Regions from separate parts of the Homo sapiens genome. Here region 2 is linked to region 1. Evidence: chromatin loops called from intact Hi-C (ENCODE). Cell type or tissue: PC-9. All regions are shown on one strand. Links, peaks and the distances in the headings refer to the core of each region. The heading gives the core; the rest is flanking DNA.

Evidence for each region. A loop is a pair of places that touch in the nucleus more often than their neighbours do. Peaks named below come from ENCODE experiments on the same cell type or tissue, not always from the same donor. Only the 100,000 strongest peaks of a DNase experiment are listed, where the experiment ranks them.
Region 2: it touches region 1 in a loop (7-fold over the local background); 4 of 110 quality-filtered maps call a loop at or near these places.

Annotation. Positions count from the first base shown.
Region 1 is chr2:240,227,841-240,238,280 of GRCh38, forward strand. No RefSeq gene overlaps it. Among named protein-coding and RNA genes, the nearest start is that of OTOS, 92 kb to the left of the region's middle. RefSeq lists silencers at 5,314-5,523, 5,874-5,923 and enhancers at 5,866-6,407, 7,654-8,154, 8,283-8,887. In PC-9, for the core only: a CTCF peak has its summit at 5,242 (motif pointing right); DNase peaks (open chromatin) are centred at 5,271, 5,601 and 5,781; H3K4me3 peaks cover 982 bases.
Region 2 is chr2:240,447,636-240,456,486 of GRCh38, forward strand. The region is part of intron 1 of GPC1 (glypican 1); the gene reads left to right. GPC1-AS1 (GPC1 antisense RNA 1) reads right to left here. Exons shown (of 3, transcript NR_161169.1): 2 at 2,976-3,287; 3 at 1,744-2,286. It overlaps MIR149 (microRNA 149), which reads left to right and starts at 8,366; the gene lies at 8,366-8,454. RefSeq lists a silencer at 5,121-5,170 and an enhancer at 7,666-8,316. In PC-9, for the core only: no CTCF peak of the experiment used is centred there; a DNase peak (open chromatin) is centred at 5,096; H3K4me3 peaks cover 1,136 bases.

The sequences.
Region 1 (10,440 bases), core at 1,047-9,046:
GCCCAGAATCACACCACTTAGACCTGTCCCCGCCCTCCCAGGAGCCATCATTGCAGCCTTCCAGGCGAGCTTCTGGAGGCCCTGAGAGGTTATCTGATGTGCCTGAAGCCCCACATCTAAGACAGATGGACACCTTGAAGACAGCGAGTTTTTCCTGGTAGAACAGATTCAAACGAGTATCTATTTCATCCAGGCTGGGCGCAGCTCTTCCAGCCAGAGGTGCTGGTCTGGACCCACTTCCTGAGCAGTCTCCAAACTGGGGACCCTCTGGGTTCCTGAGGGGGTGCTGCGAGGGCCTCCACCCCACTGTGATACCCCAGCTGTAGAGTGTGATGGGGTCTGGGAGTCATGCTGCAGAGTGGGGGACACGTCAGAAACAGGCGGTGTGGGCAAAGCTGGCATAGCTGCTGCTCCCCGGAAGCCGGTGCAGTGCCTCCAGCCCAGGGCCAGGAGGTGCTGGCTGTGGCTGACTCTCAGGGAGGGGATGACACCCGTTGAAGGGGCACATCATGGATTCTGGGTGGAAAAAGTTTTCCTAAATAATCAGACCCCAGGCTTGTCCTTTAAGCATATGAGGGATCCAGATTTATACCACATGGAATTCTAAGCTAAGAAGTTAACATTTAGTCCCTTTGCTGAGCATGAGCTCAGGTCAACCCAAGGTGTCTGGCATAAACAAAGGCAAAATCATACCACAGGCTCCCAATGTGGTCCCCATAGCATGTGGATGGGGGCTTCGGGATTGGGTTCAGGGGGTCAGCATTTACCAGGTATAGGAAGAGCTACACCTCTCAGCACTTAATCTAAACGACCTGAAAGTAAACAGAAAGGAAAGCGTTAGATACATTTCAAAATGAAGAAATCTAAATTCTGAGAACCAGATTGTGATTGTGTAAATAAGATGTGTGTGTGTGTGTGTGTGTGTGTGTGTGTGTGTGTGTGTGTCAGGGTCTCACTCTGTTGCCCAGGCTGGAGTATAATCATGGCTCACTGCAACCTCAGCCTCCCAGGCTCAAGTGATCCTCCCACCTCAGCCTCCCAAGTAGCTGGGAGTACAGGCACGCATCATCACACCCAGCTAATTTTTAAATTTTTTTTGTACAGATGGGATCTCACTATGTTGCCTAGGTTAGTCTTGAACTCCTGGGCTCAAGCAGTCCTCCTGCCTCAAACTCACAAAGTGTTGGGTTTACAGGCATGAGTCACCATGCCTGGCAAATAAGATTTTATTCAAAATAGAACCAAAACAAACCTCTACAAATGACTACATGGGTATTCATAATTGAAACTTAGTGGAATACTTAAAAAGCAAATTAGATTCAGCTGAAGAGAGAATTAGTGAACTGGAAAATAGACATTCTAGGCTGAAGTGTGTTCCCGCAAAATTCATGTTGAAGTCTTACCCCCAGTACCTCAGAATGTGAATGTATTTGGAGACAGGGTCTTTAAAGGAGTAATTAATTTAAAGTGAGGTCTTGGGGGGGCCTTAATCCAATATAACTAGTGCCCTTATAATAAGAGGAGATTGGGACACACACAGAGAGGTGATCATGTAAAGACAGGAAGAAGACAAGCCAAGGAGAGAGGCCCCAGAGGAACCAGTCCTGCCGATACCTTGATCTCAGACTTCCAGCCTCCAGAACTGTGGGAAAACAAATTTTTGTTGTTTAAACTGCCCCATCTGTAGTACTTTGTTGGAGGAGCCCTAGCAGATGAATGCAATAGATTTAATAAATTACCCAGAATATGCATGGGAAAATAAAGAGATAGGAGGCAGAATAAAGTGAGAGGGATGATGCAAGAGCTAGAAGGACCAATACGTAAATCACCAAAGTCCCAAAGGGAGAGAGAGGCTGGCCACTGGAGCAGAGGAAATGCATGCACATTTTCCAGAACTGATAAACATGAATCCTCAGATTCAAGAAGCACAAGAGAGCCAGAGCAGAACATAGAAAACTAAAACCCCACCTAGACACATGATTGTGAAACTGCATGTGTCATACTCTGTAAATCATCTGCTCAGCTCCCACGCTAACCCTCTTTTAGCTTTTCCTCTCTATCTTTCCATCTCTATCTGAAATGCATGCTTCCTCAACTCCTTAGCAGTGAGGGTGCAGGCATGGGACATTGATTCTCCAGAATATTGCACCTGCCCATTTCTTGGATGCCAACGTGGGAAGTATCGGTGGCAGCTGCAGGTGGAGAGGCTGGGCCCTGTGACAACCTGACAGTAGAGGTGTGGCTTGTCACCAGTCTCAAAGGTACCAGTGCTAATGGCAAGGATGACAACAGGATGCCACTGCAATGGTTGGGTCGGATATTTTTTCAGACAAACATTTGGAATGATAAAGAATGGACTGTTCCCAGGGGACTTGAGGGGAAAATTGGCAAGGGTGTTGAAGACGATGGGGAAAGAGGCTGGGCTGCAAGAAAGCCATGGTGGAAGGGAACAGTCAGAAGACGCAGCCAGAGAACAGCGAGGCTGGGGGTCCCAGCAGAGGGGAGAGGTGCCTCAGCGATGGTCCAGGGAGGGAGAGCAGAAATGACAGAACAGTGAGTGTTGCTGGAGCGGAGGGGTCCGGCTGGTGTGCTGAGAGTTCCCAGGGAGAGCACCACCCTCTTTCAGAATGACAGGAGGAGTCAGATACAGAGGAAGACTAGGAGGGTCAGGATGTCTCTCAGGGTCTCAGGAGGGAAAGTGACACACAGATTGGAGGGGGAAGTGTGTCTTAGCAGATGGCCCTAGCTGCAAGGAAACAGCTGGCTTCATTCAACTGTGAAGAAGTGAAGAAGGGAAGGGGCCTGGGGGCAGGGAAGGTCTTCCCCATTCTGAATTCTGTGGAGTGAAAAACGGGCTTCGGTATAGCAGGAGCAGGGGATGAACTGCAGGGAAGGCAGTGTGTTTTCCACCGAAACTGCATCCCTGGGACATCCAGGGCTGCATGGAAGGAAGCCAAGCAGTAGGCCCAGCTCTGCTGGGGGTCCAGGGACTGGCTAAGGGGTCAGCAGATCTTCCACCAGGGGGAAGGGCAGGGGTGTCCACCAAAGGAACTGGCCCCAACTGGGTTGGCTGGACCTCCACGGAAACCTCCCTGGCTCTGACGCTAGAAAAGCTTTTAGTAAAAATAGACACCTACTACTTACTGGAAGAATAAAAGTCACGGTGCAGAGAGACTATGTTTTAATATGATGAATATCCCTTAACATAACACCCCACATTATACCTAACAGTGAACTCCAGGGAAATGGCCCTTAAAAATCAGAAATTAAAAACAGGTGTTTGCCAACTGCATTAAGATTGAACAGGCTGGGCCGGGCGCGGTGGCTCACACCTGTTATCCCAGCACTTTGGGAGGCCAAGGTGGGCGGATCACAAGGTCAGGAGATCGAGACCATCCTGGCCAACATGATGAAACCTCGTCTCTACTAAAAATATAAAAAATTAGCCGGGCTTGGTGGCAGGTGCCTGTAGTCCCAGCTACTCAGGAGGCTGAGGCAGGAGGATGGCATGAACCCAGGAGGCGGAGCTTGCAGTGAGCCGAGATCGTGCCATTGCACTCCAGCCTGGGCGACAAAGCGAGACTCTATCTCAAAAAACAACAACAACAACAAAAAGATTTAACAGGCCGGAGGATGTCGATGCCATGAGTCATGAACCCATCCTGCCTCTCACCCTGGCAACTGGCAACGGGACCTCCAAAAGCAGGAGGTAATGGCTTTGGCACCCAGAAACGCACAAGACAGAGAGCTATGGTTTCCCCAGTGTCTGGTCCTTGGAGGCTCCATGTGACCTAATTACACGCTGCCTTCCAAGCCTGATTGAGAGCAGAGGTGGTCAGGATGCTCAAAGCCCCTCCCAGACATTCTGTCCAGCCAGCAGCAGACCCACCAGTCCCCGCTCACCTATGCAGATGAGTGGCACTGTGCCACTTGCTCAGATGGAGCAGTCAGTAAGTAGCCAAGGGCATCTGGGTTGCAGACCTCAGTTTGAAAAAAAAAGGGAAGCAGGCGTTCGTCCAACATCACCCAGTACTGAAGACGCACCTTCCCTGTGCCAGGCATGGCCCTGGAGCTGAGCACGTCACTGACCAAAACAGACCAACAGTACCACCCTGGAGGGACTCATCTGTCTCCCAGGGAGTCGGCTTTGTTGGGGCCAGGAACCAGCCACCTTTGGGACCCTCCAGTGGCCAAGCCTGGAACCCTCTCTCAGGTGCCACCTGCCTGGGGACTGCGCAACAGTGCTGAGTGAAGGTGAAGCTTGGGAAGCCTCTCCCACAGGTGAGGCTATGTTGTTCTGCAAATCTACAAAGACAGATGACCAGGAGGGACCGCGGCAGGCAGCGCCTTCAGGCTGGGCGCAGACCCTTGAGTGTGAGCAGCAAGGAATCGACGGGAACAGACTGGGAGAAGGGCCCTGCACGCCCGCAGCTCTGCCCTGCACCTTCTGTTCAGAGATCACTTCTCATCAGGAGGCTGCGAAGGGAACTGGTGCTCCAGCTAAGGGTGGTCCCACAGGGTGACCTTGTCTGTCCTGAAACGGAAGCTGTTGTACTAGACTGGGTGCCACAGAATTTAACGTATACCCAATGGCCATACCCAGGCCTGCAGGTTTATGTCCCCGTGACTTTCAATATGCCCAGCTTGTCCTAGCTGCTTCACTAGGAAGTCCTGAGCCTCCGACAGGACACTTTCTGGGAGAATCACAGAGGCGTGTCTCTAGCGAGCGGCTTCCACTCTTTCTTCCAGACAGCCCGATTTCCCCACATGCACCTGGGCCTTGAGAACAGTCCCTGGAGGAGCATCCGACACTAGCAGGCCCAGGAGAACCACATCAGTCCCTCTCTTTGGGCAGCAGCCCTCCCCCTGCTGGGCTGGACTTCGCCCTCGTGGCACAGCGGGCAATTCTGAGCCAAAGCCAAAATGCCAGCTCCCAGCCTCCTAGGAAGGACGGGTCTGTGCGGAAGGCTCTGCGGCCGGCTCTGCCCCCAGGGCTCCCAGCAGCGGGCTCCCGAGGCCTGGCTTCTCCCGGAGGAGACCCCAGCTTCTCCAGCGTTCTTACATTTCTGTATTTCAGACCCAAATAGACCTTGTTCCAGGTTCTCAATGTCCTCCCCAGGGTGGGGCTGGTGGAGGCCTCCAGGTCCTGGGGTGTGTGTGGGCTGCTGGAGGGCAGGCCCGAGACCCAAAGGCGCGTCTCCCTCACCCGCCTCGCCGACACCAGGGGGCGCTGGAGCTCAGCAAAGGGCCCGGAGGCCGCTCTGAAACTCAGGCCTTAAAATACAGGCAGGATCAGCCTTTGGAGCCCTCCCTGCCGGCCGGGCCTGCCCGGCGCCCAGTCAGCGTGCTGCCGGGCCTGTGCCCCTGACGGACCTGGCACAAGGGGGCACCCAGGGGTCTGCAGCCGGATGATGCGAGCTCAGGCCTCCCCCACCTGGGGTGAGACGCCCCCATCCCATCAGCGCACCCCTGCAGCAGGGAAGCATAAGCCTGGCTGCGGCCCCGCCCACAGCACCTCTCTGGTCCAGCCCCGCCCACAGCACCTCCACCTCCAGCCCCGCCCACAGCACCTCCCCTCTCCAGCCCCACCCACGGCGCCTCCCTTCTCCGGCCCCGCCCACAGCACCTCCCCCACTTCAACCCCACCCACAGCACCTCCCTCCTCCCCGGCTGCAGCTCTCCCCTCAAGCCCCGCCCACAGCCCCACAGCACCTCCCCACAGCCCTGCCCACAACACCTCCCCCTCCAGCCCCACCCACAGCACCTCCACCTCAGACCCCGCCCACAGCACCTCCCGCCTCCAGCCCTGCCCATAATACCCCCCTCCTCTGACCCCGCCCACAGTGTCTCCCCCCTCTGGCCCACCCACAGTGCCTCCCCCTCCAGCTCCTCCCACAGCACTCCCTCCTCCGACCCTGCCCACAGCATCTACCCCTCCAACCCCGCCCACAGCACCTCCCTCCTCCGGCCCTGCCCACAGTGCCTCGCCCCTCCCGCCCCATCCACAGTGCCTCTTTCCTCTGGCCCCGCCCACAGCACCCTGATCCTCCAGCCCCACCCACAGTCCCCCCCTCCAACTCCGTGGCTGCAGCCCCGCCCTCAGCACCTCCCTCCTCGGGGGGTGCCGCAGGACCTGGGACGCACCTGATGTTTCTGGGGGGGAAGGGGCACCCTTCTGCAGTTTGCATTGGTCACCTTAACAGCGGGGCACTGTGGTCACAGATCAAGTCCTAAAGGAAAGTAAACCTCTGTTCAGTGGCCAGGGAGGAAACAGGTTGTGAGAAATAACGGAACATTCTTCAGACAGGACAACAATTCGGAGTCTTACACCATCCCAGGTTTTTTGACACGAGGGCTGTCCCCGCGTTGCTCTCCCTGGGCCTGTGGCACCCACTTGCTGGCTAAGGTTAGGACCCACCCTGGGGCGCCTGCCCAGCGGTGACTGTGTCCACAGCACTCTGGGTGGCACCTGCCCAGCTACTTCTGGTTGTGCCCTGGTCACACAGGCATGGTTGGGGCAGAGTGTGGCAGGTGCTGCCTGCACCAGAGCTCCCCATGTGCCAGGCTTGGTGCCCACGTGTGCTGGTGATGCTCTCACCTGGTCCTCAGTGCAGTGGAATGCGGGACACACTGTCACAGCCTCAATTTACAGCTGGGGAAGCTGAACCCCAGAGGAGTTTGGTGACCTATCCAAAGTCACACCGTCTGGAAGTGGCTGAGCCATCATCTACCAATGCCTGTGAGCTTGAGCTCACGTCTCCAAGAGGGTGCAAGCCTGGGTAAGCAGGGACTTGCTCAGCCTCCAAGGAAAACCCACACCTGCAGCAAATGGCTCCAGGTTCAGGCTGGCCCCCGACTCTGTGAAACCACAATGACCAGCCCTGGGATGTTAAGCTCTGGATCGGAAGAGGAGAGGTCAAGAGAGCAAAATCCTGCAAGCCATGAGCCGTGGGAAATGAGTGAGGTGCTGGTTATTACGGAATGTGCCCAGCCTGACGTGATCACACACAGACACAGGCCTCTGGGGGTGGTGCTCCCAGCTGACCTCTGCAGGATCTCTGCACCCTGAATGGCAGGTCCACGTATCATTGCTCTTGCATGTCCCTCACTACCCCAGGAAATGGCCACCAAATCCCCCAAATCACCCTGGACACCAACACTGAACACAGAATGCTTTTGGATTCCCTAAGGTACAAAGGAAATCTTGGTAACTTCTTTCCCCAGGTTGCCTTAGCTTTCAGGGTTTCCGTGAGCTGTGAGCTCACCTGTGCGTCCTGGCCAGCTGCAGAGCACTGCAAGACCTAAAAGGAGGGAGAAGAATGGGCTTGTGGGGCATGGCTGGGCTGCGGCTCTATATGCAGCAGTGAGGAGATTTCATCATGGCCTTGGGCTGCAGACCCCGGCTTCCTGGCATTTCTCATGCACCCTCCTGAGCCCCAGGTGCTGGGTTACATGTCAGTGTGGAGACTACACCCCGTGACCCAGGCACATGCCCTCGAAGGCTGGTTCTTGAGGGCCAGCTTTGGGAGGACAGGTGAGGGCTCAGGGGTGACAGAACACCTACCTGGGGTTCAACAGGCCACCCCCAGTCCTGGAGCCCCTGCTGCTGTCACCCCACCGGCCCAGGCCAAGGACTGCACTTCTCCTTGCAGTGGACCCCTATGAGCGTGCTGTGACCCCCTCACAAGGTCACCGTACCTGTCTGGCCCCAGCTGCAACCTGCCTGGGAGCAGGTCTAAAAACAGGCCCTGCTGCTGGGTGACTGGGCAACTGATCCGGGTTGGGGCGAGGGTGTGGCCGCCACCCGAGGCCGCCCTGTGTCTGGGCAGGTCTCAACTCTTCCTCTGATTCTCCCTCTGTCCCCGAGGAGCTCTCGGTCCCCGAGCCCGGTCAATACCTGAGCCAGGCATTCTTAACCTCCTGTGCACCGAGGCCCCATGGCAGGTAGTGAAAGTTAGGGACCCCTCATCAGAATAATGTTTTTAGGTGCATAAAATAAAATGCATAGAATCGCAAAGGAAACGCATTGCATTGAAATTGTTAGCACAGGTGAGAGCTGAGTTTTCCGCAGAGTGAGGTGCAGGCTCTTCTATCAACGCGTCACCTGGGGTGTACTCAGCAGTTTGAGCAGTGCTGGGCACCTCGCTGCCTGGGGATCCTGGCCACAGCTGCAGTGATGGGAAGACACTATGGCTTCTTCTGGAACCGAGTCACCTTCTTCCATGCTCACAATGGAAGGAGTACCATGTCAGCTTAGCTGAGCAATGGGACAGTTTCTCCCCATGCATGCTCAGGGGAGTGGCCACCCGGAACCTTCTCCCTCCAGCTCCCCTCCCTCATCCTTTGGGTGCACTGTGACCCTGAATCAGCTCTGTGGGGTGACTCCCAGCCCAGAACCCTCAGGCCCAGAACCCCCACCACCACGGGTGGTACACAACCAAGCTCCTTGGCCCCCCAAGAAGGTCTATGGGAATTGCCTGTTCCAGGTCTGCCTTCCAGGCTGGCCCTCACTGGCCTGGGACACCCATCGTCCTCCTGTTTGCACCTCTGCTCCTCCTGGGTAGACCGCATCCCTCCTCAGCCAGCATGTCTCTCCTGCCTCCTCCCCCAGTGACCTCCCCACCAGCAGCCATCCCCTCACCCCATCTCCCTAGGGACACCTCTCTCTAGCCATCCATCCCATTCGAGGCCTCATCCCCGCTCCCATCAGGGCCTCCTCCATCCCAGATCCCTGGGGACAGCAGGAGCCAGGACCTAGCGAAGGTTGTGTTGACCCTAGCGTTGGAAGAAGGCCTGCTTGGAGGGGGCTGGGTTAAGAAACAGGAGCTCCAAGTGGGCCTGGCTGTCCTTGGCCTGAAGGACTGCTGACAGGAAGCAGCTGGTTTCCAGTGACAGGCGGGCCGGGGGTGGTGGCACCTGTCATCATTTCTGCCCTGCCTGCTGAGCAGAGCTCAAGTGTCTGTGCCTGGGAGGGGCTGGGCCGGAATGAGCACTGCTCAAACCTGCAGCAGGGGGCCAAGGGGCTGCCCAGCCTCAGCCTGAAACTCCCAGAAAGCACTGAGCACAGAGGGTCCCTCCTGCCCCTCCCCTGCACCCCTGTGCCTCTGACAGTTCCCAGGCTCACTCCATCCAAAGGCCCCAGCCCCTGTGGAAAGACCCCTGGAAGCCCTCATGGACACCTGGTCGCAGAGACTGGTGCCCTCCCAGGCCTACTTGTCAGTCAGTCTCGGGCCCAGCTCCTGTCATCTCTGTCCCCTGCAGGACTCAGACCGCTGTGTGTATACATGTGGGGTGGGGTGGGGATTGGGGAAGGCTGGGGGGAGGGGGATTGGGCTGGATGTCCTTCCCTGTTTCCCATCAGAGAAGAGAATATTTTCTTATTTTCCCCTTCTGCTATTCCTTGTTTTAAGATAACTTTTTTTTTTGGAATTATTATTTTGTTCTTAGTGAGACTATATCTCACTAAAATTATGTACTCAAAATACTGTTTATTTTTTAAGTCACAGTCACATGAAGATTTCTTGGCACCAATTTGGTAAACAGTTAGGTTTACTTGTTCCTGCCAGTTTCCAATTTGTAGGGATTCCTTTCTTGTTCTTTAGGATTTGTTGTTGTTTTTTAGCAAAGCATCTACATGGTTCCAGAGGAGACATGAGCCATGTGAAGCTCAAGGTCAGCCCCAGAATTGGCCCCCCTTCCCCTCCCCCACCACCTTCTTTCCCCACCCCCACTGGAGGCCGTGTTTATTAGGTCGGGGTTTACCTGTTCACTGGTTATTTTATATGAGAAGCCCATGCATACCCATCTCCAAGCCGTTCTAGAAGCCTCTCTGACATGTCCTGCCTCTTACTGCATTTACACGACACTGCCTTTCACATCGCACGCACGGCTCCTTCTCACGACTTCCTGTTCCTACAACGCACTCCTTATGGGACTGACCAGGATTTAATCAAACAGTTGCCCTGGATGGGCAACTGGGAGTTTTCTGTTTTTGCTATCACCATGAAAGAGCGGCCTGTGCCAAAGTCGCTGTTTCCCTAGCGTTTTCTTGGCAGAGATTCATGGAACTGACATCGGTAGGTTGAAGGCCATGTGTATCTGCAACTTGGCCAACTATTTCCCTCCCTAGGAACTGCCTCATTGTGCATTCCCACCAGTAATCAATAAGAACACCTGTTTCTCCACAGCCTCACCAACACAATGAGTTGTCAAATCTTTGGATTTTTGCCAAGCTGATCAGTGAGAAATGGAATCTCAGTGTTGTCTGAATTCACATTTCTTTTATATGAGCAAGATTGAGTCACCTTTTCCTATGTTTAAGAGGCATTTGCATTTTTTCTTTTACAAACTATTTGTTCCTATCTTGTACCTATTTTCCTACAGATCTTTGGACATTTTCTTCATTTTGGGAACTTTTTGTATATCAGTGATATTAGCCTT
Region 2 (8,851 bases), core at 356-8,355, 220 kb after region 1:
GCCAAAGCCAACCTGCTGGGGGTCAAAGGGGGTCAAGGGCCGGCTCCACACCGGCTGTGTGCCCCTGGCCCTGCCCACAGTCGCTGTGTACCCTGGCAGAAGGCTGGCCCGCCCTCTGCCCAGCGTGTGTCATGTCAGGGAGGCCTATTCTTTCTCTAAGTCCCATCTTCCAGAAGGTGGGCTGTGGATGAGGGCACTCCATGGGGAGGGAGGAAGGCCAGGCTGGGGAGCCACATCTGCCTGGACAGGAGGCCCCGTCATTGTCACCGGCGCAGCTGCTTCCTGGTTGTCACCCTGAGCGCTCACAGCACGCAGTGTCGGCGCTCCCATTCGCTGGCTCTGGGTGTGAGATGGTGGAAATGGCAAGAAGAGTTGCTGCCAGGCCATTCTGGGTGGAACACAGTGTCCCCAGGGCACAGTGACAGTGGAACGGCCGGAGGCGCTCTCGAGCCCGCCTTGAGGGTGGCAGCTGGTTTTCAGGAAGAGAGTCAAGGGTGGAGAGTTCAGGAGGCACCGCAGGCCCTGTGGAGAGGCAGGAAGGGCAGGAGATGCTGGCCCCGGGTCTGGACAGCTGCCCTCATAGGGGCCTCTCCCTTCCCCTACGGGATGGGGCTGGTTCGTTCCCCCAGGCTGTCTGCCTCCTGGATCTCATGTGCCCGCCCCAGGCAGTGTCCCCAACCTCTGCCCAGAGCCATCTCATGGGATCCTGGCATCCCTCTGTCTGCCAGGCAGTCCGGGTGTAGATAGTCCCTGCCAGGCAGTCCAGGTGTAGACAGTCCCTGCCAGGCAGTCCGGGTGTAGATAGTCCCTGCCAGGAAGTCTGGGTGTAGACGGGGTGGAGTCAGGACTCCAGGTGCCTGGGGGTGGAACTCTGAGCCTCCGGCTCTCCTCCGGCAGGTGGCTTCGGGAAATGGGTGGGAGTCACGGAGGCAGGGGGCCCCCATTCCCACCTGCTCCAGGACCCGCAGGGCCCACAGGAGGTCGAGGTCGGAGCTCACCTTTGGGGAGGCGATCAGGCAGGCACATGACAGGACCACCTGCTCAGAGTCTCCCTGGGCTGGGAGCCCTGGGCGTTCTCGGTGGTGGGCTGTGTGACCAGCAGCGTGACCGGCAGTTATCCCTCCCCGGACGTGGCCTTGCAGACACCAGCCCAGCTGCCTGAGGCCCAACTAGGTTTCAGCAGCACCTGGCCAGCAATGGGATAGTCAGGCCAGCGAGGGTGGCCAGGCCTGACCCTAGTTTTGCAAGAGTGGCCTAATCTCCATACCTGGGCTCGGGGTGCCCAGGTATCAAGCCTGGGCTTCTCATTTCCTCCCCTTCAGTGAGGACAGGGGGACACTCAGGCCAGTGGAAGGAGATCTGCCTTAGGGAGAAGTCTGAGACCTGGGGGGGAAGCCACCTAACCTCCGTGAGCCTCAGTCTTCCCATCTGTAAGCTGGGGGTGGTCCTGTCTGCCTGTTAATTGAGATAGTGCTGATTTCAGGAGAGACCCACTGCTCTCCAAGGAGGCTGGGGACAGTTCAGAGTTGAAAGCGGCCTTAAACCTCCTGCTGACAGCCTGGACGGGGTCTGAGACCTGAGTGGGGGAGCCAGGGATACGTGGGTGCGCAAGCATGCATGGGTGCCCAAAGGTGGTGGGCTGCTGCGGGTGGGGAGACCTGTGTGATTCCGGCAGGCGCCCCCCCCCACCCCCACGCTGCAAAGGGCCGCCGGACTTAGCGGATGCAAAGACAGGACACGAGGTACATGGGAATTTCAGGTAGACCCTGAATCATTTTGTAGTGCAGTGTGTCCCAAATACTTTCATTTCAAATAAGGAAATAAATGTTGAGAGTAAATATGCCCTACATATTTAGTGTAAGTACACCCCAGATATTTTTGGGGAGAAGAGTTGTTTGCTTTTTGTGGCAAAATATGCATAACAAAATTTGCCAGTTTAACCATTTTCAAGAGTTCAGTTTTCAGTGGCGTTCAGTCCATTCATGCTGTTGTGCGGCCGTCACCCCCATCCAGCTCCAGGACCCTTTTCATCTTGTAAAACTGAAACTCTGTCCCCATTAAACAGTAACTCCCCATTTCCCCTCTCCACCGCCCCTGGTGCCCGCCATCCTTTCAGTCTCTATGAATCCGACTCCTCTAGGGACCTCACATAAGTCGAGTCTTGCCGTATCTGTCCTTTCGTGTCTGGCTTCTTTCACTCAGCGTCGTCCTCAAGGTTCCTCCACGCCGGAGCATGTGTCAGAATTTCTTCCTTTTCACGGATTAATCCTATTCCATTGTATGCACCTACAGACAGTTTGTGGAAACAATCTATTCGACTGTGGAGAGACATCGTTTCTACCTTCCGGCTCTGGTGAATAATGCTGTGAGCATGGGTGTATGAGGAGCTGTTCCTTTTCCTGCTTCCAGTTCTTTGGGGCCAAATACTTTCATACTGTACTAAAATAACAATTCATTGTTTATCTGAAATTCAGATGTAACTGGCCCCCGTGCTTTATCTGCACTCGTCCCCTAATTGTGGCTGTGGGGCAGGGCTGGGCAGAAGCTCCAGCCCACACACCTGCCATGCTGGGCAGGCAGGCAGAGGTGCCTGGGCGGCCACCAACTCATCAAAGCCCTAGGGAGACGCCCTCCTGGGACCGCCCAGACCTCTCTGGGCTCAGCAGGGCTTGTCAGCTCCTGCTTCAGCCTTTGCCTGCAGCTCAGGAATTCCCCTGGGATTGGAGTCAGGGCAGGCTGCAGGGTTGGGGAGGCGGGGGATGCTAAGGCTGTTCCTCGTGCTGGGCCCCGTGCTGCTACTCCTAGCCTGTGACCTTGCACAGGTCACTTTAGCTCTCTATGTGTCAGCTATGTCAGCGGGACCTACAGCTGCTGTGAAGATGAAATGACTCGGCTTAACCCCCTGCGAGGCCCATAGTGAGCTCTGCATCTTAGCAGGGAGACAGCTAGACCTCTGGGAACAAGGGAGCCCTCACCATGTGTGACCTCCCATTCAGGGGCGTGCCCCGTCGAGCCCCGTGCTTCCTCTGGGGAGGAGGTGCTGGCTTGGGGGGGTGTGGCTCGTGGGCCATGCTGGCAGTGGGTCGTGTTCGCTCCAGTGCCAACACTGGGCAGATTCCCCCCGACATCATTTAGACGTGTGCCTTTATTCAGTACCAGGGTACCAGGGCCGGCCTGGGTGCCAGGTAGGGAGGCAGGAGCAAGAAAGTGGAGGCTCCCCTGGCAGAGGTTCCCTCTGGAAGGAGCATGGCTTGTTGGGACTGGAGGCCAGAGGCTGGGGAGGCTTCCTGAGGGAGGTGAGGGGAAAGCATGTGAGATGGAGGGAAGTGGCAGGTCACAGCTGGGTGGGGTGACTGGGTGGAGTGACTGGGTGGTGGGGGTGGGCGCAGGGAGAGCCAGGCCTGGGACCACCATGACCACAGAGATGGCTTCTCGGGAAGTGGTTGGGTCGGAGGTGAGCGGCCGAGTTCCTTTGCTCCCTCCCCTTCTGTTCCTTCCCCAGTGTTTATGAGCCATCCCTCTTGGCGGGCTCCCTCCAGAGGCACCCAAGGGTTTGCTCTGGGATCCGGCCCAGCCTCAGCTGTATGTGTGTCTCTGCCTGGTTGGCATTCACGGGGCAGATGGACGGGCCTGCGCGGCGTCTTTGTGGACTGGAATGTGGCTGCTGCGTCCCCTTCTGCGTTTCTAGCGTGCCCCCTGTGGGTGTAGCAGACAGGGAGGGCCAGTCCATCTTCCAGGCCTCCTTGGGTGCCTGTGGCCCCTGCAGTGGGTGTACGGGAAGCTAGATGGGAGAGCTGGGCAGAGCCCCAGGAGGACAACCCCACCCTCCCACAGCCTGCCTGAATTTCCACCCTGCTGGCAGGGTTGGGCATAGAGATGTGAGTGCCCTCTTCAGCTCCACCAAGCCAAGGAGGAGAAAGGCTGAGCCAGGCCTGGGGGCACGGCCTCTGGGGAGCACCTCATCCTGGGTTCGAAGAGTGGGCTCTGCCTTACAGCCAAGACACCGGGTCCTGGGTGTGGCAGGAGGTTCGTGACACAAATTCTGAATCCCCTTTCATCCCCAGTCTGAGGCCACAGCATGAGCCTCAGACAGTGGAGCAGGCTGGCATGGGGGGAGGCCTGCACAGGGCACGCGGCTTCTTGGCCCGAGCTGTGACTAGGCTCCCATCTGATGGACCCCTGCCGTCGTGCCATGCCAGGGCCGGCACCGCCCAGACCTGGCGTCTGCCGGCAGGATGGCCTGCTCAGGGGTTCCCCAAGCAGGATCTGGGCAGCTTAGAGAGCAGTCTTATGAGTTGCCTGGTGAAAGCCCCGTCTTTGGGGGTCTCCGGTGTTGTGGCCTGCCTTGGTGGTCTGTCCAGCAGCTCTCAGTGTGCCCATTGCAGACCGGCCGAGAGGCCGGAGTGCGGCCAGAGGGGAACTGGTGTGAGTGGGTGGTTTTGTCTGGCTGGGTCAGCAGGCCTGGGGAAGGTGGGGAGCTGGGCCGGGACAGTGGGAGCCACGCAGGACCTGGGCTGCAGGGAGGGGAGGGTGTTGGCGGGAGGCTGTCCCTCTGGTGTCCAAGGAGGGGCCAGAGGCGCACAGCATAGACCTCCCAGGCTGGGGGCACCTGGGTGGGAGACTTGGTGGAAGGATGTGGCCTGTTGGGTTTGGTATGTCAGAGGGAAAGCAGGTCAGGATATAGGGGCAGGGGGGTCTGGAGTCAAGGCCCGGGTGCCATTGGACTGGGGGCTGGAGGGGGCAGGTAGAGGATGTGGAATGACCATGGCAGCTTTGCGTGAGGACAGCGGTGGTCAGCTGCCACCTTCAGCACAGAGAGAAACCCGACACCCCGCCCCCATTACCCTCCGGGGAGGGGCCCCGGCTCCCCCGAGCGCCGGCCCTGCTGAGACCCAGGAGCCCCTGCACCAAGGCCTGGGCCCGCTTAGCTGCAGTGGGGAGCCTAGGAGGCCCGGACTGCCCGCGGAGAACAGGAGCAGCACCCGCAGGCGGGAGGGAGGGGCCCGGCCTCGGCGGCGGGCAGGAAGGCGGGCGCAGGGCGGCGGGGACCTGGCCGGAGGGGCCGGGGCGGCCGCCTGCGGTTTCCAGGGAGACGGGGGCGGTGCCGAGCGCGGCGGGGCGGGGGCTGCGGGAGGACGCTCGTCCCCGCGCCGGGAGCCACCGCCCTCGGCCGTGCGCGCCAGTGCGGCTGCGGCGCTGCCCGGGGTGGCTGCGGCCAGAGTCTCCCGCGCGCCCGGCGGACCGCAGCCCGCCCTCGTCCCCCGCTGGCTTTTCGCCTCCTGCGAGCCCTTCCGCCCGGCCCCGCTCCGCCGCCTTTCCCCGGCCCGAGCACCTGCACCCAGAGCCCGCGCGCCGCCCGGAGCCGCTGGAGCCGCCGCTGCGAAGGGGGTCCCGCGTCCGCCGCCGCGCTGGAAGCCAGGCCCGAGGACCTCTCCCGCAGCGCCACCGTACCCGCATCCGCAGGCGCGCCACCCCCATCTCCACCCGCTCCTCGTCCCCACCGCCTCTGTCCCATCCTCCGCTCCGTCCTGCCCCGCTTGGCCGCCGCAGCCCCATCCCCTTTCCGCCCCTCCTGTCGGGAGTCCGTGGCCCGTCCCCAGTCCCACCCCACCCGTCGCCCCAGCTGCACCTACCCCTACCCCTCCCGGGCCGCATCCCGGCGTCCCCGCCCCGCTCCCACCGCCCGCCCCGCTCCCACCGCCCGCCCCGCTCCCACCGCCCGCCCCGCTCCCTCCGCCCGCCCCGCTCCCTCCGCCCGCCCCGCTCCCTCCGCCCGCCCCGCTCCCTCCGCCCGCCCCGCTCCCTCCGCCCGCCCCGCTCCCGCATCGCCTGCCGCCGCCCCGGGGCCCCCCTTCCTCTTCCGCCAGGCCCATCCCCCTCCCCGGGCCGTCGCAGCCCTTCGAGCCCCCTCCCCCACCCCCGTGCCTGCCGCACCCGCTGCGACAAGCCCCTTCCCCGCCAATCGCGGCGCCCCCCTCCCCTCGCCTGCCCGCCGCAGCCCCCTCTCCCCGCCCGCCCCCTTCCCTCCCCGCCGCGCCCACTGCACCAGTGCCCCCTCCTCGCCGGGCCGCCGGCGCTGCTGCGTGTCCAGACCCCTGCGCACCCGCTCCGGCTGCGCGGTTTGCCGTCTTCGTCCCTGGCCGCGGCGGCTGGCGACTGGCATCGGGGCGCCCGGGACCCCCAGGGCGGCGACGCTGCCGCCGGTGCCGCCGAGCCTTTGTTCCGCCGCCGGGGCCGGTTTCACGCCTGTCGCCCTCGCAAGCAGCCGCGGGTGACAGGAGCCTTAGCCGGCCTGGGGCGCGGACCCTCCCACCCGGGGCAGAGGTGTCCCTACGACGCCCCTCGGTTTCGGGTCGCAGTGCGCGGCGGAGGTTCTGCGGCGGCGGAGGGGCTCCTTGGCGACGCTGTCATTTGGGTGAAATGGTGGCGGGGGGGCTTCGGGCAGACGGCAGGGGTGTGGGGAGGGGAGGGAAGCACGATGGGGTGAGTCTGGGGGCCGTGGATGCCGTTGACGAGGAGCTGAGATGCCGTGGCCGGTCCACCTCGCAGGTGGGGCCAAGGCTGCCTCTGGCTCAGACGTCAGGAGCCCAGGCGGACAGGGACTGGCCAGGGGCGCAGGCTTCTTAGAGGATGGGGCAAAAGTGAGGAAAAGATCCTCTGCAGCCTGGGCAGTGGGTGGTCCCCAGGAAACCCCCTGGGTCGTTTGTCCAGTGCACCCTCACCCCAGGAGGCTGCTGGACGTGCCGGAGGATGCCACAGCCACCGGAGCTGGTTGGGGTCCGAGAGCAGATGGGCCAGGGGCTGGGGCAGGCTTCGAGAAGAGGGTTCGGGCTTGGGGAAAGCCTTCGCAGCCATCGGCCAGCCAGGAAGGCCCCGTTGCCGGGTGCAGAGCTGAGTAGAGGGCAGGAGCGGGGAGGCCTAGGCTCTTCCCTTGCGTGTTGGGGGGCTGCGGTGCCTGGAGCTCTGCACACAGCCCTACTCCAGCACCGTGGGAGGCAATGCAGGCTGACTGTCCACGCCAAATTCCGGTACCTTAGGCATTCGAGTCTGTTGACACTGAGTGTCTAGGACGAGGCTGTAAAGGTGGATAAAGCCGGCTTTACAGTCTGCACCTCCTGTGTGAGCCGTGGAAGCTTCTGGAGGGATGGGCGTGGCGTGGCGCCATCATCTCTCTGCATTCTCCTTGGGAGGGCTCCAGAGCCACTGGTCACGGGCAGCTGCCAGGCTGGGTCTGGACAAATGAGGTCTGGGTCCATCATTGGGGATGGGGGCCACTGTCAGGATGGGAGTCTCGCCTAAAGCTTTGGGGTGAAGGTGCTGATGACCAAGAGGAAACTGCGGGGTGGGGACATGTCAGCAGGGGACGAGAATGCATGACCTAAAAGGTATCCAAAGTTAAGGCTGGTGGGGGCTTAGTGAGGAGCAGCAGAGTGGGGTGGTCCAGAACCGTCAGGATCGGGAGGGGGAAGATGGAACGAGACAGCAGCTGCCTACGAGCCAGGGAGCAAGAGCTCTGTGCTTTAACCTGAGGAGCAGGAGCCTGGGAACTGGAGACTCTGGGTTTGAGGTGGGGGATGAATCTGCCATTAAACAAATAATCCCCTTCCCCCCCAAAAAAATCCTCAGAGCACTGGGGAAGGGAAGTGTCCCAGTGACTGAGGGAGGGGAGCGCTGTGGAAGGATGGGTCGGCTACAGCAACTTCAGCCCAGGGATCAGGGAAGAGAGGGTCCAGTCCCTGGCCCAGCGGGGAGCAGGCCCGGTGACCTTGACCTGAGCAGCCCCAGGGCCAGAGGGAGGGGTGGGCCGGAAGGGCCCAGATGCCTCCCTGCACGGGGGGAAGGGGATGGGCTGCCGGGACTCACCCCCTAGGTTGGAAAATGCCTCCCTCTGGGTTGGAGGAGGAGAAAGGCCAGGAAGGAGAGGGAGAGGGACATGGGGAGGGTTCCCTCCTGGCCTGAGGCCTCTCTATCCCCAGGTGTTGAGCTGAGAGAAGTGGTGGGGAGGCCCCTGGGGGTGGGGAGGCCCCTGGGTGGGGAGATTTAAGATGACAGCTGGTCTTGGGCACATTGCTCTCCATTCAGAAAGGCCCCAGCCCCTGGCATTCTTCCAGGAGGGGGCTTGCTTTGCCGCCCTGCAGGGGGACTCTGCAGAGCCGGCCTCTGCCATCTCATGTCCAGGACCACAACCTGTGGCCCCGGCCTGCGCCGGGCCGGAGCTCCGCAGAAGGAAGCCAGCGGGAGGCCTCCTGCCTTTGACTGCCGTGCGTCCAGCCTGCAGCGGGCCTCAGGGGGCCGCCTCGATCCAGCCTGCCCGAGGCTCCCAGGCCTTCGCCCGCCTTGCGTCCAGCCTGCCGGGGGCTCCCAGGCCGGCGCCCGAGCTCTGGCTCCGTGTCTTCACTCCCGTGCTTGTCCGAGGAGGGAGGGAGGGACGGGGGCTGTGCTGGGGCAGCTGGAACAACGCAGGTCGCCGGGCCGGCTGGGCGAGTTGGCCGGGCGGGGCTGAGGGGTCGGCGGGGGAGGCTGAGGCGCGGGGGCCGGTGCGCGGCCGTGAGGGGGTGTGAGAGGTGGCTGACGGCGCCGAGGAGCCCCTCAGAACCTGCAGGTGGGGGGAGCTCCCATATCTTACGGGTGTTTCGGGCCTCACCTCTCCATGCCTCTCGTCAGCCTCTCCCGTCTGCGTGGTGGGGGCTGGGGAGTGGGTCCGCCGGGACCTCGCGAGGGAGGGGCACAGGAGGAGCCGGCGGGGGACGCCACCCACCCTCCTCCCTAGGAGTGCTTGAGCCCTAGTCCTGAGTCTTGGACCAGCTCACTCGGTTCCTGTGGCCCAGCCAGCCTGGCCTGGGTGCCCCGT